Linked DNA regions of Homo sapiens: all the other regions are linked to region 1. A link is a loop called in an ENCODE intact Hi-C map of the cell type or tissue named here. Cell type or tissue: heart left ventricle. All regions are shown on one strand.

What was found. Hi-C counts contacts between places; a loop is a spot of excess contacts. Peaks named below come from ENCODE experiments on the same cell type or tissue, not always from the same donor. Only the 100,000 strongest peaks of a DNase experiment are listed, where the experiment ranks them.
Region 2: a loop joins it to region 1, with 2.5 times the contacts of the local background. A loop is called at or near these places in 50 of 110 quality-filtered maps.
Region 3: a loop joins it to region 1, with 2.0 times the contacts of the local background. A loop is called at or near these places in 33 of 110 quality-filtered maps.

What each region holds. Positions count from the first base shown.
Region 1 is chr14:54,568,761-54,576,760 of GRCh38, forward strand. All of the region lies in intron 2 of SAMD4A (sterile alpha motif domain containing 4A), which reads left to right. Among named protein-coding and RNA genes, the nearest start is that of SAMD4A, 5.6 kb to the left of the region's middle. In heart left ventricle, a CTCF peak has its summit at 3,748 (motif pointing right); a DNase peak (open chromatin) is centred at 761; H3K4me3 peaks cover 2,299 bases; H3K27ac peaks cover 1,414 bases.
Region 2 is chr14:54,636,893-54,644,892 of GRCh38, forward strand. The region is part of intron 2 of SAMD4A (sterile alpha motif domain containing 4A); the gene reads left to right. LOC112268133 (a long non-coding RNA gene) reads left to right here. Exons shown (of 2, transcript XR_002957606.2): 2 at 1-8,000. Among named protein-coding and RNA genes, the nearest start is that of SAMD4A-AS1, 47 kb to the right of the region's middle. In heart left ventricle, a CTCF peak has its summit at 6,292 (motif pointing left); a DNase peak (open chromatin) is centred at 3,786.
Region 3 is chr14:54,624,134-54,632,133 of GRCh38, forward strand. All of the region lies in intron 2 of SAMD4A (sterile alpha motif domain containing 4A), which reads left to right. It overlaps LOC112268133 (a long non-coding RNA gene), which reads left to right. Exons shown (of 2, transcript XR_002957606.2): 2 at 1-8,000. Among named protein-coding and RNA genes, the nearest start is that of SAMD4A-AS1, 60 kb to the right of the region's middle. In heart left ventricle, no CTCF peak of the experiment used is centred here; a DNase peak (open chromatin) is centred at 4,164; H3K4me3 peaks cover 1,259 bases; H3K27ac peaks cover 2,403 bases.

The sequences.
Region 1 (8,000 bases):
TCGTGACATTATCCATATTGATACGGATCTTGTAGAAAAAAAGGGTCTTGGAGAAAGGACAGGCATGAAGTGGGTTACTTAATGCTTTTCGTTAGGAAACTTTACTGAATAGAACAGAATCGTTTCATATTACCCTGCTAGTATTTACAGACACCTCAACTAGTATGGAAAGTGAATATAGTCGAAAGGTCCAGCAGTTTCCTATTTGCTAGCGTGGGTGGTGACAGACTGAAATTATATCCTGGAGGGTAGGAGGAGGCTGGGGGATGGGGGGAAAGTCTGATGGTTGTGATTTTGGATAGGGGGAAATTCTTTAGTTCATGCTGCTGCAGGAGGGTGAACAGAGTCCCCAGTGTTTATGCAGAGAAAAGAATGCAGGGTCCTCTTCCAGCTGTTCCATGTTGGAGCTGCGAGCCTGCAAAGCTCAGCAGAGGTCTGGGCTGCCATTTGATGACAAGGTCCAGTCCAGGGCAGTGGGGCCTGGGAGACACTAAAGTGAGTGTGCCTTCAGAGCAGCAAGAAGCGAGCCGGCCTACTCATTCCTCCTCCCTAGTATGGTGTGCACGATGGTGAAAACACTAGAATGGGATGCTTCCATATATAGAATCATAGGGTGGAAGTGACCGCTGGAAATCTTCACAGTTCTTTTCCTGACCAGACAGGACTGCACCCGAAAGATCCTGCATGGCCAAGTATGGAGGGCCACATTGAGGGAGATTCCATTGAGCCCGAGCCTCCCAGCTCACACCAGGACTCACTGGGGTGGCGATGACAGGGCCCCCTTTGGTTGAGCTCCACGTTTATAAATAGCTGGAGGGCCAGCCTCCTTCACTGGGGTGTGGAAGCATAATTGGGTAACTGATGATCCACCCTCTTTGCTTCCTTCCTTAATTTCAGCGGGAAGCCTGGTTTACCTGCTCGGTTTTACTTTCTCAGGTTTGACAAACAAGGTTATATAAACTTTTGCATTTTATAGATTGCAGAGGATTTACGCAGAGTCATTTAGGTTGAATGCTTGATTTCAGTGCTGGTAGGGACTGTTCAAACTCATCTTTAGGTTATTCAAATGTTGGAGCAGCACTTTTTCCCTTTGAGTAATGGAGATGACTTTTCCCAATAGAGCAGCCACCAGGTTAGTAAGTAAAACAGTTAAATGTTAAAATAAGGTGGCCTAATTTTAAAAATCTCATAATTTAAAAAATTGAACTGTGAATTTTTTGAAGTCACTTGGCATTTTTTTTCCCTTAAGACATGTTTGGCCATACTTATTTGTATAAGATACCCACCTGTTCATGCTGCTAAATGATGTAGATATACAAAATATAGAACCATTGTGTAAGATAGGAACTGGTCTCCAGTTTCTGGATTAATCCTTCGCCTAGACGTTTTGCCTGCATGGAAATCTTTGCAGTTGTTTTGTTGTGTGGCCAGGACAGAAATTTCTTAGGAGGTCATGTGATGATTTGGTTTACTTTCGGAGTGTGGGGATCATAAAGAGCATCAGGAGTTGTCATAGCATACCTGAGTCTGTAGTGTGGCTCTCTGCATATCCGGAAACTAGCCAAGAACCAGGAAGGGGGCAAAAAGTCCACTTCGCAACCAGAGTAGATAGCATGAAAGTCCAAGAGAATATTTCAGGCCCTCTCTCAGAATGTACTTGCTCTTATTCTAGACACAATCCTAACATTTAAAAAATTTGACAAATAATCCGTAGTGTATTGGGGGTAACACATTTAGAATGGGGTGAGGGACTGCTGTAATCAGTAGTAAAAAGTGACCCCTGACAGCCTGACAACTTGGAAAGAGACAGAAAAACTGTAACTTTAGACAAGAATTGGGGCAGAAACTTTGAAGGCTTGGGAATATTAGGGTGGGAACCCTCAATTGACCTTGTAGGCACCACTCTATAATAACATAAACAAATAATTGCTATTTACTGTTGTTAACGGTGAACTATGGAAATAATACATTTTTAGATACACTCTTTAAGAAGAGAAGGAAATGTTCAATATACTTTGGAAATGTTTACACCCAGAATAATTAACCTCTGAGCTGTTTTGATGTGTAAGGCTCTTACCAATTCAGAAAACTAGGCTGTGCAGAATGACTCATTCATTGGATTGCTGAGATTTCCTGTACCGAAGTCATCTTGTATCACTTTATTTTGTAATCATCAATTTAAAAAACCCTCACATTTTGTCTAGTGTTTAGAGATTTTAAAACTTGGTAAATGGGAACCAAATTCATATATGGGACTCGATCTCAGTATAATAAAAAAAAATTACTAGTAATAGTATGAATATATCTCTCGTTTTATGCAGGACTGATTTTAAATAGTGAGATATCCTGCGCATTAAACATGATTTATTTGAGATTTGTGGGATGTAATTTGGTGCTTTCATTCTCTTAAATTTATTGAGAATCTAGTGATTCACTGGTTCATCCTTTGCCTCAGGCTCATGGTCATTGGAGATTCCAAGAAATGATTGAATCAGTCCCTATGGATTTATTTGTATGTGTTTTTCTTTTAACAGATATGGTCATGATCAGTTCTCTAGTACAGTCTTGTTCCCAGGATCCTTATAACCTTAGATAAGTCTCTTCAGCTACTGCTCCAGTTGAACATTGAGACTTCTGGCCAGTCTCAGTTCCAGGACTAGCAGGTCATTTGATACCTACAAGTAGCAAAAATGCAACCCACTGACTTTACCTGAAGTTTCCAAAAGAAAAATAGACTTTGTGGCATTGTTTATTTATGGCTTTTGTCACTTGGACTTGAAATATATTTTTCATAGAGATTTATAAGTTAATCCACAAAAACGTAACCCACAAAATATACACTATTTGTGTATGTTTGTGGTAAGTAAATGACAATAAATTCCTATACTTATAGTTAAATACAAGAGAAAAGGGTATCCAAAATGGTGATGTTTGAGACAAAAAAATAATTGTGGAGCTTGAAGACTCTCTCTCAGAATGTAATTACTCTTATTCTAGACACAATTCTAACTTTTTTAAAAAAATTGATAATCCATAGTGTATTGGAGGTAACATATTTAGAATGGGATGAGGGGCTGTCACCCTCACCCCATATTTGTGTAAACTTGCTGTCATTAGAGGGTGGGTATGTTGGTTCCATGATTTTTATGGTTTTGGTTTCTGTAGTACAAGTATGCCATCCTCCACCCTGCGTTACTTTTTAAGGTTACAAATGGCATAAAAAGAAAGCAGCAGAAGAGGTTTTCCTGATGATATGGATAAGATCTTGTTTGTAGTTTTTTCATTCATTTATTCATTCCACAAACATTTTCTGACTGCCTGCTATTTTCCTGACCCAGTGTTATGCAATGGAAATGTAAAGGTAACTTAACTCTAGTCCAGTGCCTAGTACAGATAGATACTCTTAGTGTGGGGTAAATGACTAATATAATATCATAGGTGTTGAAGCATAGATATGGGGATAAAAAGTATGAGGAGAGGCCTACTGGGAGCATTGTGAACCTAGCCACTTATTGCCTGGGGAATCAGGGAAGACTTCCCTGAGGAGGAGATACATTTGAGCTGAGTCCTGAGGGGCGAATAGGAGTTGGTTCAATATTTTAATATAAAAAGATTGTAAAGAGGGGTCAAGAAGGTATCTCCCATGCAGAAGATAGTGTTATCCCCTTTAATGTATGGGCCTACATGCATGATCCTCTGAGAGGCATGAGTGGAAGAGCCAGTTTAGTTCAGACAGTTTCCATTTTGGCCACATGGTGGCATTATCTTCTAAGGGCAGCTTGGTTGCTGTCCGCATTGGCATATGCAGGAGAAGGAAGGATGGAAATAGAGAAAAAAGTATTCTCCAGGTGCCCATCTATTTATAGTCATAGGAGGGCATAAGTTGTAGAAGATTTTTAGAGTACAGATTTTTAAATCAGCCTGGGCTAGTTAAATAATTTCTAAGCCTCAGTTTTCTTATCTGAGAAATGATGATTATAAAACCTTGTTATTGTCCGGAAGTTACTTGTTAATGATCCAGCAAGGATCTATTCTATCCCTCAGGTTTAAATTTGCCTTTAATTAATATAGAATTGATATGAATAATATTTTTCTAAATGATCAGAAATCTTTTCATTTAAAGGATTATGAAGAAGAGATTGAGGATGACTTGGAACCCTAAAAAGATATAAGTCTACTGGGACCCACCTTCTATGTTTTAGCTTTGTTTTTTCACTCTGTCTCCTAAAAATATGCAGCCCTGACCCAGTTTTCCCAAATAACTTATCAACACTTTTTCCTTCAGTTGGTGAATGTGAAAAGAAGAAATCATTTTGCTGAATGAAATATTTAGGGGCTTTATATATGAAGCACTTTTCACTTAGGGTTTTGTAATTTTCTTTGGGTCAGTCTGGGATGACCCTGCAGTTTACTGCTGCTTGTAAGTTGTAGCAGGTCACATATATTTGTACTCTTTGTTGTGAATAATTTGGGTTTGGTTGTATCGCCTGGGCACTCACGGCCTTCAACAATTGAGTATATGCTATAAACAGGCCCCATCAAAGCAAGTAAAAGGCAGAGAAACTTCACAACAGTCAAATTGACTTGTTTTTGTTTAAATAAACAAACGAGGACACAAGATGAGGGTTGAAGGGCTGAAAGTAACTGAAAACTTCCCAGACAGTCCTACAGAAGTCTAATTCTAGAGAGAATTGACAACACCAGAGAAGAGGGAAAATATTGCTTCTCCTTGACCCAAGGAGAAATTTGGAGGTTTTCATCTGTGGGTGAAGTGCTTTGTGTAACTCATTTGCTAGGAAAGGTATGGTGCTCGTAGAAATCTTTTCTTTTCCTTTTTAAAATATACAATCACTACTTTGAGATTTTAGTATGTTCCTTCCTTTTCATCTCTCCTGATCATTCCTTCCAAGGCCTCACTGAGCTCATCCAATTCACATAGATTAAGATGCAGAAGCAGACATCTCTTCTGAGCTATTTTTGCTTCCATTGAAGCTGCCTGAGGCAGGATTTTCCCAAAGAAAGCAGAACTTTTAGAACAGGGGCCTAGAGTCGAGGCTTGGGCCTTGCTCTGCTGCCTACATCCCAAGAGCCAGCTTGGAATTCAGAGTACCTGCCTGCTTTTATGTAGGAACATGGGATTCCCTGGAACCCGGAAGCTCATTCTATTGTTTTGTTCCCATTCCACATATCAACATTTTAAAACAGCTTTCTTGTCTTAGTTTACTAGGAAAAAGCAATCAAATGATTCAGTGGTTTCTTTTACACAGTAGATAATACAGTGCCATTGTAATGGTACCTGACAAAGTGTATTTGGTAAGAAAGTGGGACTGAGTTCCTTGGCACATATAAATTTACCAAATACCCCAGCAGAGAGCCCAGGGCCCTGTCAAAAGCTGAAATACACATTACTCCTCTCAAGTAGCTTACACTCGAGTTGCAGAGCTGAAACAAACATAAGAAAATATGTCATAATTCGATCATACACAGTTGCTAAGTGCTGTGGTTCTGATTAGAGAACAAAACTGAAATTGAGTGAAAGGAGAGAACAGCGTGGATTGGGCAGTCTGAGAAGCTGAATGGAAGAAGTAAACTTGACTGTGTCACATGAAATAAGTGCTTTTAGGGCTTATGAGATTCTTGCTGTTGTAGTACCTCAAATGCCAGTTTCATCAAGAAAACCACACATGCAGGGAACTCTGTGCATGTGCCATGGAAGGGGCAGGCTTCCTGGGCCTTTGAAGGATGAATGTGAATAGGGTAGAGAGAGGAGAGCATGAGGGATATTCACCGTCATAAGTGATTGCTTGGTGAGTGGAGAATCAATCCCAACACTCTATGATTTCCAGTATATTTAAAGATACGAAAATGGAACATCTGGTCACCTAGTATTTTCATCCCGCTTAAGTATGCATAACATTGTAAGACTTAGTAATAGTTCTCTTGGCTCCTCCTAGTAGGATATTTTTGTAGGATGCTTTGACTCTAACTAGCGTTGAGCAATAACATCTGAAACAGTTAGAGGAAAAGATAAAGTGTCGTAGACCAGTTCTCAAAATTTAGTTGCACGCAGATCACTTTGGAATCTTGTACTGAAAACCTGAAAACTCTGATTGAAGAGGCCTGGGGAGGTGGAGCTGAACTCCTGGGATTGTAGTAGGCTCCCAGGTGATGTTGATGCTGCGTATCTGCGGACCATACTTTGAGGGTAGACTGTTAGAAATGAAAGGTGCAGAAATGAAAGAGACTGTTAGAAAGGAAAGAGGCAATTTGGTGCAGTAGCTTTCAAGTTTTACGGCTATGTGTCAGAAGATTTTTGTTTGCAAGTGAGAACTTAGATGAAGGTTTATGGGAAGTGAATGTCCCCCCAACCCCCTACTCCCCAAACCTAAGTGTCCTAGGAGAGCAGTTTGGAAATCTGTGACCAAGGGCAGTGGTCTTTCTCAGGCTCTGAGAAAAGACATTGGTCGACAAAGCTATGGCCAGCAGATCTGGGATCAGAATCTGACTCTCCTCAGTCCGATGCTCTTTCTCCTGTCTCAACCCCTATCAAATGGCAGTAACCTGTTAGAGCCCTTGCTTAGGGCTGGGTTTTAAACTGGCCCAGGTGGTTTCCTATAATAAGATGGGGACCACTTATCTTTTGCCCACTGAACTTGCTGATATGAGGAAGGTCATTTTCTGAGTCTCTCTACAGTTTTCTGTTGGCTTCACATGCAGAGCAAAGCAAATCTTTCTTAGCTCTGGCGGTGGGACCTCTTTGGAAGGCAGGGGGAGGAGACAGACAGGACAAGGTGGACACTGTAGTCAGTCTTAAGTAGTAATGTACAAAAGTGCATGCTAAGTGTCTACAGGCACTTTGAGGTCACTTTGCCCTGGAAAATCCCCATGGATTGCTTTAGTCAGAGAGTATGCTAGTAGTGCAGGTGTGTTTCATATGATGGAATTATTGACTTAAAAATCTTTTCAAGTTTTACTTACGCATGTAAGCACTGAAATACTGACGCTTTTTAGTTTGGTAGTGTGGTCACTCATTAAATTATTTGAGCATTTTATATACTGCTCTCAGCAATAATTCTCTCACCGGCTCTTTGAACTACCTCTCACAGCCTGCACTGAGTTTGGGTTTGAAGAAGGCCGGAGAATTTCCCCGAGCTTTTTGAATATGCTGAAATTTCCAGGCACTCTAGCGATCAGTGTCTTATGGAAAATGAGGCTCCAGGAAAGATTTCTTTCTTTCTTTCTTTTTTTTTTTTTTTTTTTTTTTTTTTTTTTTTTTTTGCTGATGCTATGGGCTGTAAAGTTGAGCTGGAAAGAGCAGGAATGTTCATTCCAGAGACTGGATGGGAGAGTTCTCTTCCCCCTACTTCCCCAGAGCACTCCCATAAAGTGCAGTCACTGGAATTTCTGAAGCAGTTTATCCTGATCTGTCATAGAATCCAAGCGTCTGTGTGTGCAGCATAAATACATACACAACATTGACTTTCATTGTATACATTTCTATCTGTGTATGTGCACCAAACATGTGATTTAAACACAGTTAAAATGCATGAGTAAAATGTCAATGCTGAACCAGTTTTGAAATTTTGAAGAGTGGTAAATGAATGGGAGAAACAAACTGTCTGACTTCAGAACCACTCCATGTGCCTCAAGATAAATAAACTTGTCTCCGTTTGAAAAAGGAAAAAGGAGGGAGAAACCAGGTTTTGCACATTGTAGGCATCTGAGAGGTTAATATTGGGCCTGTGCAAGATACCAGAAGAATATTTAAAACATGATCTATGAGCGTATGGATGAAGAAATAGGAACCAGCATGGTTTTGCTGTGAGTGGGAGGATGGACCGTGGAGAACTAATGCCATTTCCTATCTGATGGGGCAGTGGGAAAGGGGGGAGATAGCATTTGCTGAGAGACTTCTGTGTTCCAGGCAGATCACAGGGAATCCCATATCTAAGTTTCAGCATAGCCTTTGACAAAACCTCTTATTTCCTGATGAATTAATG
Region 2 (8,000 bases), 68 kb after region 1:
AGGCGGTTGGATATATAAGTCTGGAATTTAAAAGAGACCGATCAAGGGGGCGAGATATACATTTGGGAGTTTACTTTAAATACCAACTATATGGCATGGAACTGCATGAGCTCACCAGGGGAGTGACGGTAAATAAAGAGGAGACCACAGACTAAGAACTGAGTCATTTCAACATTAAGAGGCAAGAAGAGGCCAGGCCTGGTAGCTCACGCCTGTAATCCCAGCACTTTGGGAAGCAGAGGTGGGTGGATCACCTGAGGTCAGGAGTTCGAGACCAGCCTGGCCAACATGATGAAACCTCGTCTCTACTAAAAATACAAAAGTTAGTTGGGCATGGTGGCGGACACCTGTAATCCCAGCTACTTGGGTGGCTGTCGCAGGAGGATTGCTTGAACCCGGGAGGTGGAGGTTTCAGTGAGCTGAGACTGCGTCATTGCACTCCAGCCTGGGCAACAAGAGCGAAACTCCATCTCAAAAAAAAAAAAAAAAAAAAAAGAGGCAAGAAGAAGAGTAGGAATTAGCAGAAGAGATGAGAAGGAGATGCCAGTGAGGTTGGCAGAAAGCCAGGAGAGGGTGGAGCTCTAGAAGCCAGGTGAAGAAGGAGTGTTAAGAAGGAGAAAGTGTCCAAAGCATCTGAGAGGCCAAGCAAGAAGAGTCCGACCTCTTTCCACCTGGAGAAGAGACCTGGGAGTCCGCACCATGTGTCAGCACAGGGAATAGTGAGAAAGAGCCTCGTGGACACAGAGCTTGCCAACAGCAGCCCCAGAAGAAAAGGAAAGCATCTTCTTCCATCAGTTCTGGCCTCACAAGACAGAGAGGAATGAGCAGGGGTGGAAGGTAGCTTTGTAAGTGACACAGTGATGTACCTCTGACCCTATTTTGATACTAGTTACATTAAATCAGTCCTAAATGGCCTTTTGGAATCCCCAGTTGATGAAATTTATTTCTCCTTTGTTTCATGTGCCACTCAGGATCTCTTGAATTCGTGAAATTTTTATTAAGAAAGCCTCATACACCAATAAACAACGTGTGCACAGACTCCATAGCCTCTCTGCTAACACATTGCTCTTGTATATCAGGAAGGTCTCCAGCATCAAAGTGAGTCAGTTATTGCACAGAGTCCCAACCTTGCCAGCTTTTTGCCAAATGGTCACCATCCTGTACATCCTTCCTTCCTGGAAGTGATAGAAATCTCTATGGCTATTTTTGCTACAAGGAGATTATGGCACAGCATATGGAGTCCTTACTCTCCAGGGGCAAAAGAAAAGTCTTGTCTTTGCTTAAGCAAGTCACACAGTAGATGCCACAGGCTTAGGGCAACTGTGTGTCTGCATGATTCATGGGGGACTGCACGGGGGAGCCGCAGCACACGGAGCAGCTGGTCTTAGCAGCATACTAACCTGATGTTTCCCATAAACGTTGCGCATGGAATTTCCCCCATTTGTCATGCTGAGTTGGCTCTGTCAATCCTATACAAATCCCTGCGTGCATTAATATTTCCTTGAGCCAGAGCAAAGGAATTCTAGAATATTGGCATTCTGAGGGTGAATAGTGATGGATATAGTAAACTTTTAGCATTATGGATATTGTCATCTTAAACAAAATAAACATGAAAGAAAAAGAGAAGTTATGATAAATTATCAGAGGCTGTTTGTTAAATTCCCTGATTTAAAAGCATCTTCCTCTATAAGTCCTCGGTTTAAAAACAAGAATCAACAAGGAACAAGATTTGTCTATAAGTAAAACCGTTTCTGTTGCTATTTTTTGAACAACAAGAGACATTTCTCTAGGAGATTAAGCCAGTCGTTTATCATGTTGTTTCAGGGAAGAGTATACTCTGAGTTATAATGTAATACCCAGACTAATTTATCTCATCATGGAAACTATTTACAATAATTTCTGGCCTAGCTAGAAATTGAAAAGTTCATTTTATTACCTGAATTCAATGTATACCGATGTTCTAAGAGAGTGGACATTCGGCAGTTAGTGCTATTTTAAATGGTGTTGTTGAAGAGAGTTTACTGCCTAAATTAAACAGGTTGGTTTTGCTTCTTGGCATTTATTATTTTTTTGAAATCTGACCAAGTTTAGGTTTATTAACCTTAGGGCACAGAAACTCATTTGTCTCACTAGATGCCTGAGCAAGGTTGGCATGCTAGAGAGAAAGGACATGGTTTAGCAGATCCATGGACCATGCCATTTGGTACTTATTGACCCCAGCAAATTACTTTAATCCCTCCAAGCTTCTATTTCTTCATCTCTATTGTGGGGAAAATAACCTGCATCACAGAGTTATGTCAGAATCCATAAAATATTATATGTAAAGTTCTGAGCACAGTGCCTGTTGCGTGGGGGCACGAAATAACCGGCAGCTGTTATTGTTGCTGCTGCTGCTGTTGTTACAATCTCCTCTAGCCTGCAGTCATGGAGATGTAAGAAACATGGTGGCTGAGCCTGGTGAAGTTTCTCAGCGTCTCTGTTTCTTGCATGTGTCTCACACCCTTGTCTAAAATGCCTTGCTCTCATCTAACCCAGAGTTCTCTCTCAACTAAGGCAGCAGGGTTGGCGTGAGGGGGGCAAAGGAGGGAGGAGGAAGGCAACCAGCCTCACAAGTGGGGGCCACTCCTCACAGCCACGAGCAGCTGGGCCACATGCAGCACTGGCAGCCCAGGTGGCCTGTTACGGCGGGCAGTACTTCCCTTTGCCTCCCTTCGGAATCTGTCAGCACTTTTATGTGGAGTCTTCATCCCATGTTCAGCCCTGGGGTTTTAAGGTGTTTCTCCTTTGCTTTGGGATTTCAAACATGGCAGCTCATAGCACTGTACTGTCATTTCTCCTGGATGCTAGGGATGCCTGCTACTTGCCTACCTCGAGCAGATGTTCTGAATGTCAAGTCAGCATTGCTTGAAACACACACACACACACACACACACACGTACACACCACTGTTACTAGTTCTGCTATGTCTGGCTCATAGACAAGGATGTAAAGAAGCAGTCTAACATTCTGCCATTGACAAACTACTCCTTTTTAAAATGCCAAATTCTTGTAATTCTGCTTATTTTCAATAGGCTATGTCTGGCCAAAATGTCTGCTTGAATTGGCTAATTAAACCAAAATATCTATGTTTGATAAAAAAAAAAATAGCCTTGGGATTTTGTTTGCAGTGTACCCTCAAATCACCATCTGCAAGTCTGTTACTCCAAGCAAGTCAGGGAAGAGTAGCTTCTGTTGGCCCTCCCCCGAAGAAACAAAACCAAACCTACAACCAGGCCTTTACTCTTTCCCCAGAAATGGTTTTCCCTCTTCCTTCATCTCCCAGCGCCCTCGTGTCTCTCTCTCAACAGTACCTGGAAGTTTCGTGCTATGAGATTTTTATGTTTTACTCTGGGTTTGTAAATCCGTTTCATAACTGTAAAGATCTGTAGCTTATCTCTAAAATCTCTTATCTGTGTTTGGGATATAAGAGGTCCCTATTGACACAGAATCAATTATTTATTGATTTAGAAGAAGAAAAATGCAGAGTCGCAGAGACATTGTCAGGATTTATAGATCTCATTTTGGTTGATGGGACTCACTGCGGGGGAAACCTGTGCTGAGTGGAAAGGGCTCCTTTTCCAAATTTATGCTATTCTGGTTCGATTCTGGAGAAGCCGGCAGTTTTGTTTGCAGACTTTCTGGTTTTCATTAGCAGTCTGGTGGTAACAGCTAGCTTTAGCTGCTTCTTCCTGTCACTGCTCACGGGAATGGCGCTGAATGCTCGGAGGTGGCACGAGGCTTTGGGGATGGCAGCAGCTTCATCAGCATGCCCTCACCCCAGCCCTCAATTGTCACAGCAGCAGGTCCTGCCTCCGAGAATGAGAACATTGCTGATTAGTGTGCCTGGTGCACTGGGCAGGCCGTGGGGAGAGAGAATGCTATGGTATATCTCCACTGATTTCCCAACAATTACATTCTCCCTGCTTCCTACTGGCCTTCCCCTTACACACAGGCTGCATCTTGTCTTCCATTATCAAGAGTTTCCTTTTGGTCTTTCACACTAGGAGTTCACAGGTTTCTTCTCAGTGTCTGTAACTTCATTCCACCTCCTGCTCTTGAGCTTCACCTCTCTCCAATTCACCCTTTCAGTCCTGCTCAATAAAAGCTCGGCTGTTCCTCCTTAATGCCTTTATCCTCTCATTCAGCAGTCTGTTGAAAACTGTGCACTCAGAGGGAATTCCACTTAATGATGACTTGAACTCTCTAGGCTTTAACTTGTTTTCTCATCTGTAAAATGGGGATAATGGTATTACACACCTCTCAGGGCTATTGTCAGGTAAAACAAGATAATACATATAAAGTGCTCAGATTAATGCCAGATACATAGTTATCAGTAAAGGCATTATCATCAGTTTCTTCTTCATCACCAACATCTCTAGGCATACTCTGGGTCTATAAGCAGGGACCACCTGTACTTTTGGTGCTATGAGTATATGTTTAGCCCTACAGATCACAACCTAGTCTTATTTGAAACTCATTTAATGTGATGCCAATTTCCTGTCCTATCTTAATTCTAGATTCTCAAAGAATAGTCTCTTTGTCTCTTTTTTTCTTTACTGCTTCACTACACTCGTGCGTTCACTACATTAAAGTTTACAAAGCAGTATTAAAAATCTTGTTGCATTTAGTCCACATAGTGGCATATGAGACATGGAGCATTTTACATATGATAGCATTGCAGACCCAGAGAGTACATATTTTGCTTAAGACAACCCACCATTAAGAGGCAAACCCAATATTCACACTCAAGTCTTCTGACTCCAAGTCCAGTATAGTTTTTTTCTATGTGGAACAATTTTTCTGTGGAGAATCAGTGACCTTTAATTTTCTACACAGGCTTTTATCAAGAAGTCAGTAAGTTTATTGTTGTTGTTGTTGTTTTTTGAGATAGAGTCTCGCTCTGTCACCCAGGCTTGAGTACAGTGGTGCAATCTTGGGTCACTGCAACCTCCTCCTCCTGGGTTCAAGCAATTCTCCTACCTTAGCCTCCTGAGTAGTTGGGATTACAGGTGCACACCACCACGCCCAGCTAATTTTTGTATTTTTAGTAGAGAAAGGGTTTCACCATGTTGGCCAGGCTGGTCTTGAACTCCTGACCTCAAGTGATCCACCCGTCTCGGCCTCCCAAAGTGCTGGGATTACAGGCGTGAGCCACTACACCTGGCCAGAAGTCAGTAAGTTTTAAGTTCTTGGAAGGTAGATATTAGTTCTAAGTCTCTCACTAAGATGCTTATGTCTAGTCATGTATCAGCATGATGGCTTGAACTGATTTACTGGATTTCTTTCCTGGCATCTCACTAAGGGCAGGGGACTAAGGTCATGATAATGTGGAGGAGGCTTTCTCTAGGCTGGGAAAGTAGTCCTAGGGGAGCACAGACTACTTTGTTGACTGAAGGGGACTTTGTTCAATGAAGAGTTACAGTGTATACTCTGGGAATTGGTGGTGGGTAGAGGAGACACAAAAGTGGAAGCTGGTGTTACAAACCCGACATAAACTGCTGCTCTCAAGTTGGTCTGGCATCGGCTCTCCATAGAATTCTTTTGAATTCATCCTTCCCTGTAACTTCTTGTCCCTGACTCTGCCCTCAAATCTCCAGGCAAATCCTTGCCTTTCAATGTGGTTTGGATAGCAATGGGCACTGAGTTCATCTATCCATTCATGTACTGATTTGTGGAGATTCATTCAGTACCAGCTATGTGCCTGGTACTGTGTTCATCACTGAGATAACAGGAATGAAAGATCCCGTTGAGTGGATGATCCAGCTTCCTGGTATCAGGTTGAGGGGACTGGGAGAAGCAGAAGGGATGGAGAGTCGGACGAAGAGAAAAGCGTTCTTAGTCAAGAGGAAGCGAGTCTGCTGTAACCCAACCTGCAGACCCTGCATGCGTGAACATGGTGTGATCAGCCTGTGAACATTCATAAACACTGAGAGCTGCGTTACACAGTGTCACTGGTTCACCAGAACCTCTGGATGACAGAGAGCTCAGCAGTGAGCCCAATATGTGGGGTAATGGTGCTTGGAAAGCCCTGGACTGTGAGGGAAACAACCTCCCTTTCCCCAAAGGTCTCAAGGCAACTTGCTGATTCAGCTCCGTCTTTGCTTCCTCTAATATTTGGATAGAAAAGCAGATACTCAATAAGAATAAAGAGTTGAATCAACAAGGCAGGAGGGGGAAAGTCTTTAAGACAACAGGCAAGGGCCAGGGAGTTAGAACCTGGCTTCAAGCACGCCATCTGCTGTTTACTCAATTCACTTCTCTTTAAAACATCTAGGTTTGAAAAAGAACTCTAAGGGGGACAGAAAAGCATACACCTTTCCAAATGGTCTTCCCCGATATGGAGCTCACTGAGTAGCCTCATGATGAGCCTAACTCAATACAAACAAACTGCCTGTGAAGCTTCTCCTCCACCCAGTTGTTGGTGAAAGCAAATGCATACCTCCCATCTTTGATGCTTAGGTTTCAAAAATCCAAAGCTGTTCTTTTGACTTTGTCACTAAACCAGACATTGGCAAATGTCAGTCCTTTTATGGAAGTACCAGCCTTGAGCTAGGAGGTCTCCTAGGCCCGGAGATCCTCAGCAGCCCACTGTCAATAGGTGGTTGTTATCAGTTCCAGTAAACATTTTTAAATATCCTGGAAATGCCTCAACAGTGGACCTAGATATTTCCCTTTCAGCCGGTAGGCAAGAGTCGGTATGCTCTTTGAAGTTTTGCGGTGTTATAAGACACTCAAGAAAAATGTGTGGTAAAGTATTCTAGGTATGTTTAAATTGTCAGTTATTGCTTATTCTGTTTGTGCCTTCAAAGAATGTTTTTGTTAAGGAAGTCACAGGGATTTGACTTACTTCTCCCTGACTGAAGAGAATAGTGGAAGACTGCCTCCAGATTTGAAAAGAAATTAGTCACAGGTTTTTTTTGTGTGCTTTCAGCCTGGAGAACAGACGCCTTTCCACCAAAGAAAGAAGAAAAGAGGGGCTCTAATGTAGGGCAGGTGGGAGAGAAGGGCTTCACACTGGGCGGGGAAGACTGTAGGTCCAGGAGGGACTCGGTAGAACAAATGCTTATTGCGGACAGCTGGGAGAAGCAGTCAAAGGTCATTTGGGTGATCTGGAAGTTTCAGGGCAAACCACTGGGAAGGCCTCTCTTGACTACCGGCTGTGATTCAGGGTAAGCTAAAAACAAAGTCTACCTTTTGTTTAGGAAACTTTGCCATTTTCCAGCATTTTCACACACATTTCTTGAATCTGAGCATCTCAGCCCTTACTGCTAAGGAGAATGGGACAGAGAGGTGTATCTTGTCTAAGGTTACTAACTTGTGGTAAATGCAAATCTTCTCAAAGATGGGCACTTCTAATCAAATTTGGGGGTTAAATACCATACTTCTAATAGATTTAAAATAGAAATTAGGTTCTAAATTGCACCTAGTTTATTAATTTAAATGTTGACGGGTAATAGCTAACTATTATTGGGCACTTGTTACGTACCAGGCACCTGGCTATGTACTTGACAGAAATTCGTTCATTTCACCTTCACAACACTAGTAAGTAGGTAGATGTTTTTAATCGCCACAGTGCAGGTGAGAAAAGAAGACATAAAGAGGCTACATGCAATTAGTCACACAGTAATTAGAGGAGTCAGATTCAGGTAGAAAGTCCCAAGTCCAAGACCCTTCCATCACTGCCTCTGTGTGGAACCTCTGCATGGCCCTCGGTAAGGGAAGGGTTTAATTCTAGTGTTCAGCTTTAATTCTAATGGAGTTATGTTTTTGTAAAACCTGTAGTAAGTTAGTATGATTCAGATCTTAAACACATGAGTGGTGTTGCAGGACATGTGACAGGCAACATGATATGATTTTTTTAAAAAGCATAAATTGAGAAGTCAAAGGACTGAGGGCAAGTCTTGCCTTCAGTATCAGTAAATTGGATGGTGTGGGAAAATCTCTTAATCTCTCTGGGCCTC
Region 3 (8,000 bases), 55 kb after region 1:
CCGTCTAATTTTTGTATTTTTAGTAGAGACAGGGTTTCACCATGTTGGCCAGGCTGGTCTCGAATTCCTGACCTTGTGATCCACCCACCTTGGCCTCCCAAAGTGCTGGGATTACAGGCGCAAGCCACCGCGCCCGGCCCACTCTTATTTAATTTCTATTATGCCCTCTCCGGTCACGTGATAACTTACATGCCAGTGTGCGATGTGGGAAAGAAAAAGAAGGCATCAGACATCACGGAAGGGCTCTGTATATTTCTCTTTCGGAACCACCTCCATTGACCCTTATTACACAAACCCTGACTGAGCCAAGGAGCCCAAACAGTGCAGATCTAAGAACTTTCGAAGACTACCTGCCCTGACAGCTATTTCAATGCTAGCGGGGAATTTCAGCAACAACCAATTTAACTGAGCACAAATGATGTGCTGACTGAAGTTTGGTAAAAAGCATGTAGTTGAGATTCAAAAGTAAATGCTGTCTCCTCTCTGAGTTGCTTGTGATTGTTAATAGACTGAAAACTGACCAAATTGGCAAGAAAGCAAATAGTTTTACTTATATGGCTATACAATTATCCTCAATTACTAAATTCAGTTGGTGAGCACCATAATTACTTTGTAATATAAAGGGCAACCTGGGGAGAAGAGATTTTTTTTTTTGTTGTTTGGAGGTAAGTGGCCATAAATAACTAAATCAGAAAGGATACAGCACGGATATACAGTTTTTGTTGTTGTTGTTGTTTTTAAGTATCAGAAAAATAAATACAACCTTTCAGGATGCTTTGCAAATGTAGGGATTTTGTCACTAATAGAAGTCTTTGAAATACATATCTGGAATGACAGCAATAGTCAGTCAGTGTGTGCTTCAGGATGAATTTATGACCTGAATTTGGTTTCCCATGCTTTCTTTAACACTGTGCTACTATGGCAAAGTTATCATTTCTTTTTTTTAACACCTAACCATTTTTCTGGTGGATGGCTTCCTATGTCCCCCTCCCCCCAGCTCTTTCCCCACAGCCCATAAAAGGTTTTCAGGAGATTAGGCAATCCCCAAAACTGCCAATGATAGTATTTTGCTAATTCTATAAATATTTCTGTAGACTTCACTCCAGTGAGACATAATTTCAGCAGTTGGAGTAATGGGCTTTCCTGCTGTTGCGTGCATTCAGATCGAAAGCTCTCTGACTTGCTGCGCAATTACTCCTATGTTTCTGCATTTCTGCTTCGTGACATTCTGTCATTAGTCTTCCCTGCACCAGGGTGTGAGGTTGTAGGGAATGGAATGTAAACATTGTCATTCTGAGATGAGCTGCCCGAAAGTTCAGCAGTGAAAATAGCAAGAATAAGTTTCCTTCCAGAACCTGGCAAAGCCATTTTGATTTGTTTGTGAACCCAGGTGGGGCTTGTTTATTGACAAACTGTGATTCTTCAGATCACCAGGTGATGTTTACAAAATGTAATGTTAAATCCCTCCATACCTCTTTAAAAATGTGTCCCCATATTTGCAAGTTTCTCAGAGAAAGGGCCACATAGTTAAGCAGCTGCTGGTTTGAAATGTAAAGTACTTAGAAAGTACCTAAGGAAAAGAGCTTTATAATAAATTTTTTAATCAAAATTTTGAACTCACCTTGTGCAGCTTTGCTCACGGGGCATGTTCAGCTCATGACTAATGGTCACTCTTACTTGACTTTGCCTATTTTCTTCCCTACTTCATTTCCCCCATGCATTGTACCTTTAAATTGTCCCGCTCTAATTTGGTATCTCTTGACTTCTGCTTCAAACTTTTAGTTGTTTCCGAAGCATGCTAAGCAAAGTCTGTGTTTAGCTCCTGACCGAGGCTTGGTGTTGACTGTGGGACATACTTACAGAATAGCAGCTCTACTGCTAGGTGTGTGTGTGTGTGTGTGTGTGTGTGTGTGTGTGTGTGTGTGTGCGCGCGCGCGCGCGCGAGTGCGCACATGTGCATGCATGAGGGACAGAAAGAGACATCTTGTTTTTTTTTAGACTCTAGCTTCCAGGAGGTCAGGAAAAATAGTGGCTCTAGTTTAATTAACATCCTGTTTTAGCACCAGTTACAGGGTCATTACCACAGTAAATGTTAGATGTTAGACTTTATCTCTTCTCCATCAGAATTTCACTTTCCACAGGATACTGTATTTCTTTCAGGCTAATCTATATTTTAATGGCTTCTAAATTGTCAATTGAGATGGTAATTAGTTCTAATTTAGTGATAATGCTGTGAACATGGAGTAAGAAGCTAATTGACATGGCATGCTACCAACTAGAATTTTATGAACTAAAACTTCTTATCTCTTGCACAACAGTGAGTGTTCTCATTATAAAGGTGCCATTCAGGAAGGGAGAGTGGCTTTGCCCACAGGTGTTCGGTACCTTGTGGATACGTTGCTGATTGCTAGGTGATGGCCAACTTTGACTTTCCAAGTCGAACGGGTCTCCCTTAAACCTGCTTTTGGAAACTTGTACTAAAAACCCCTCCTATATGCATATTTAGTTAGGACATGTTTGTTTCCAGTTGCGTTTGTTTTTCCTACTAGATATAAGGAATTCCTATGGAGGCTGAGGGATATACAAGCAGGAGAACAGCAATTCTCTGTTCAACACATCTGGATTCTGGTAGAATAGCAATACATTCACTGAAAAGTTCTTAATAGTTTACAGAAGACTTGCACATATGTGACTTCATTTGATCTCATAATTGAAGTCAGGGCAGGCATTATTATACCCATTTTAGAGCTGAAGAAACAGAAGTTCAGGGAAGTTAAATAGTTTGTCCGTGATTATTTGACTGGGTAAGTGGGAGAGCCAAGCCAAGGACTGGAGTCTTCTGACTCTTGCTTCAGGGTTTTTCTCCCAATTACATCTTATTTCTCTGACCTGTTCATCCATATAATCTTATTCTGTAATTCTAAGCAATTGCTATTTCCTTAAAAATTCGGAAAAATTACATAACTATAACTCAACTAACTCATTACCTTTTTACATCCAACCCCCAGACTCTGGAATTAAATTTTCCTTCAGTACTTACCCTACCCTAGCTCAAGCTCAGAAAAACTGTCTTGGAAAAAGAGGTAAAAAGGACAGAAAGTAAAGAGAATCAGATTGAGGGGTGCTTCTGACTTTTTTTTTAAAGAAATTTTGTCATACAACTCCCCTAAGATGTGAGTCCTAAGGTTAACCAGAGTAGTTTTTCAAAGACGCAGCTTGTCCGTTACATTTGCTGCTCCGTGGCTGATCCTGTCCTGGACTAGCCTACCAGAACGTTCTTTAGCCCATTCATTAGATGATCTAGCTCCTGAATATCTAGCACACAGACAGTCTTAATCCCTGATTTGTGTTTGTGTATGTGTTTGACTCTGATTTGCCTTTCAGATAGATTCCTTAGAAGCTCTACCAGAATGTGGACAGGAAAACAGTGGTGTGAGACCCTAACAAGTCAGCTCAGCTTTTTGTCAGCGGCTGTTACTGCCTGGGCAGGGTAGAAGTCATTGTTGAAGATGAGGTCTTTCGGTTACCAGGCAGTTTTTTACATCCTTCCTTGCCCTCCTCCTGCTCCTTTAAACCAGTGGGAGATGAGAAAGCCGAAGCTTTATCTGTGTCTCTCTGTTAGTTTATTTGTAAACTGCAGGTCAAAAAGTAATATTATGTATAAAATCCAGACTAGACAATTGCTCGTTTCATGCAGAGAGGGTTTTAAAGGAAATCAGCTGACTTCCTGACTTGCTGAATGAAGTGTGAGTTTTAGTTTCTGTCCTGTTAGGAAATGACATGTGAATAGAGTTCTTGTATAAGCAGGCTTTTATTTTTGTCAATGGTTGGAAATTTGGGAAAAAGAGAAGAGAGGTCTGTTTATTTTAGCATATCAAGATTCATTTCTGTGGCACACACGCAGAAATGGGTATTTCTGAGTCTTGGTGGTCTCGGGCCTTGAAATTCCATTTCCTCTCCTCTCCTTCTCCCAGAGTTGTTGGATTGCCATAGCAACATGACTCCTCCCCCACAACCCTGTAAGAGTAACTGGTTACAGATTTAGCAGCAAGTCAGGCCGAGATCAAAATCCAAATATAGGGCCCTGATCACAGAAGGTGGGAGGACTGAGGCCGAAGACTGCTCTGTGTCCCTTCCTGGGGCTGCATGTGAAGTGACAGGCGCTTTGCCCGGACGGTCTAGGTGGTGCTGCTTGGAGACTCCGCCGGCCTTCATGAGCATCACTGCCATGTCACAGAGGGGTCTGCACCAAGGAAGGGAATTGAATAATGGCATGGATGAAGAATATTTACTGCAGCAGTATAACTCTGCATCAGATGAAATTGCTGATGCTCTGAAAGTCAAGCATGAGACTATTGGGGAAGCAGCTATGGAAATAGGCCTTCAGTAGGTGCTATAAAAATAAAGCATGCTCTGTCCCCAAGAATGCTTCCTAGGGGAGTCTTTGGGATGCTGAAAATGGTGATAATCATATCAACAATTGCTCATGTTGATTGAGTACTTAGTGTGTACCAGGCATTGTACTAAGTACTTGATAACTCATTTAATCCTCCTAACAACCGTTTGACCTATGTGCTGCTATTTTACAGATAAGGAAACTGAGGCACTGGGAAGTTAATGAACTGCCTCAAAGTTATGTAGCTTGTAAGTGGCTGAGCTGGGATTTGAACCTCTACAGTGTGGCTCCTTAATCCAGGTTCTTCATTCTCATAGTATTGTCTCTAATGGATCTGTATGGGCTCATAAATAGGGTGTTCAAGGAACCTTAACTGTAGTTTTGGTTTTTTTTTAAACACAAATATTGTTACAGGTTGAATTGTGTCCTGCCTCCCCCAGAATGTCAAAGTTCTAACCTCCAGTAGTTATGAATGTGACCTTCTTTGGAAATAGGGTCTTTGCAGATGTAGACAAGTTAAAATGAAGTTATGACGTGATGGTGGGCCCTAATCCAATGTGACTGGGTATCCCTATAAGAAGCCGACAATGCCATATGAAGAGAGACACACAGGAAGAGCACCAGGTATTAATAATCACAGAGGCAGAGATTAGAGTGAGGCAGCTGCAAGCCAAGCAATGCCCAGGATTGACGGCCACCACCAGAAGCTTGGAAGAGGCAACGACAGATTCTACTTAGTGTCTCAGGGAGAGCATGGCCCTGCTGACACATCTTGATTTCAGACAACCTGATTTGTTTTCAGAACTGTGAGAATAAATTTCTGTTGTTTTAAGTTACCCAGTTTGTGGTATTTTACAGTCATCCTAGGAAGCTAATACAAATATGTTTTTATTGTACCAGATTCAATCAGTAAGCCCCAGTATGGCATACAGAGTGATACATGAATATTTCGTTTTATCTGTCCCTTCCCATCTTATTGGTAACTGCTAATGACAGTTTATCTCCTTTCTATGCATGTATATTTATGTTAGTTTTTATATAATGAACCTATATTATATTCATTTTCTGCTATTCTTTTTTTTCTTTAAAGCTTACTGGTATATTCTGGAGATCTCTAAGTATTTGGCTTAAAAATTTTTTTTTCAATTGCGGTAAAATACAGTTTATCAACTTGGCCATTTTTAAGTGTACAGTTCAGTGGTATGAAGTGCATTCACATTGTTATGCAGCCATTACCACCATCCATCTTTAGAACTCTTTTAATCTTGCAAAAATGAAACTGTGTGTGTATATTAAACAATCACGCCCCATTACTTCCTTCCCCTGGCACCCACTGTTCTATTTTCTGTCTGTATGAATTTGACTCTTCTAGATACCTCATATAAGTGGAATCATACAGGACTTATCCCTTTGTGTCTGGTTTATTTCATTAGCATAATGTCCTCAAGCATCATCATGTTGTAGCATGTGTCAGAATCTTCTTCCTTTTGGAGGTTGAATAATATTCCATTGTATGTATATATGTCATTTTGTTTACCCACTCATCTATCAGTGGACACTTGGGTTGCTTCCACCCTTTGGCTATTGTGAATAATGCTGCTATGAACAGGGGTTTACAAAGATCTCTTTGAAATCCTACTTTCAATTATTTTGGGTATATATCGAGAAGTGGAATTGCTGGATCATATGGTGATTCTATTTTTAATATTTTGAGGAACTGCCATACTGTTTTCCATAGCAGCTGCATCATTTTACATTCCCACTAGCAATGCACAAGGGTTCCAATTTCTCCATATCCTTGCCAACCCTTGTTATTTTCTGTCTTGTTTTTTAATAGTAGCCATCCCAATGAATATGAGATGATATTGCATTGTGGTTTTAATTTGCATTTCCCGAATGATGGGTGATGTTGGCCATCGTCCCATGTGCTTATTAGCCATTTGTATATCTTCTTTGGAGAAATGTTCATTCAGGTCCTTTCCCAATTTTTAAAATCAGATTGTATTTTGTTGTTGCATTGTAGGAGTTCTTTATATATTCTGAGTATTAACCCCTTATCAGATATACGTATGAGTCTTTAGCTTTTAAGCTGTTGTTTCTCTCTGCACCAGCTGAGAATGCTTTGGTGGTGGTGGTCATGGGGATATTGTATTCTCATTATCAGGCTTCTAGTGATAGGTTGTATCAAGGGGTATTTCACTATGGTGAGTTTTCTAACAGAGGAAGCAACATGTATTAGTCAGGGTTCTCCAGAGAAAAAGAGCCAATAGGATGTGTGTATGCATATATGTGTATATTTTATAATAAATATAATGTAACTACATATTTATAATTACATAGCTATATTTATTACACATATAATAAATCTTGTATTTTATATGTGTGTGTGTGTGTGTGTGTGTGTGTGTGTGTGTGTGTGTGTGTGTGATGAGAAATCGGCTCACATGTGTATGAAGGCTGACAAGAGCTGCAGGCAGAGCCAGCAGGCTGGAGGTCCAGGAGAGCTGATGGTGTAGTTCCAGTCCAAGGGCTGATGGGCTCAAAACATGGGAAAAGCTGATGTTTCCATTTGAGTCCAAAGCAGGAAAAGGCTAATGTCCCAGTTCAAGGGCAGCCAAGCAGGAGGAATTCTCCCTTACTCAAGGGAGGATCAGCCTTTCTGTTCTGTTCAGGCCTTCAGCTGATTGGGTAAGGCCCACCCACATTATGGATGGCACCCTGCTTTACTCAGGCCACTGATATAAATGTTAATCTCATCCCAAAACACCCATATAAAAACGTTCAGAATAACATATGGCCAAATATCTGGGCACCTCATAGCTCAGTAAAGTTGACACATAAAACTAACAATCACACAGCACTAACAAATGATGCTGTCCTCCTCTGCCTCTGCTAATTAGTTTGAAGATGAAGAACATTCTCAGGGTCTTCATTTTCCTATAGGTTTTGTGGCTCAAGTCTGTTATTGAGCTCATTCCTTTTCATGTGAAGGTATAACAAGACAAAGCAACTTTGGAGGGCTCCAGGTGGTCATTTCTAGGGCAGATGTTTCCCTTAGAATGATGTGGCCTCAAAGAAGGAGTTTTCCTTTTACTGAATCAATAATAATTTTTATAATCCCAAATTACTTAAATAATAACTGAAACTTTGTACATGTCCATGTAGCTTCTCTAAATCTCTCCTGCTTTTTAAGGCTTGAGCTGTTTTCTTTTTCTTTCATAACCTCACTGCTTCTTGCCCACTATCAGCATTTTTCTGACCCTGTATAAGCCTAAGTGAAATCCCTTGGGACATACATAGCTTCTTTATACTAAGAAACTTAAGTGTTGGTCTAAAGTATTAACAATTTTTGTGCATTTTTGGTAAAGAAAGTTCCTACAGTTTTACTCTCTGTCTCACCCCTAGATTTTTGGGCACTACCGTTCATTCATTCAGAGTTACTATACACCAGGTAGGGTGCTAAATGCTGGGGGTATGGCACTGAACTGTACACACAGAGTCCCTGCCCTCCTGGAGCTTACATTCTAGTGGGGTCTAGTGAGCTTACAAAGCTAGTACAATAAACATGCATTGCCTTCCCCACACTACCACAGCCCCACTACAA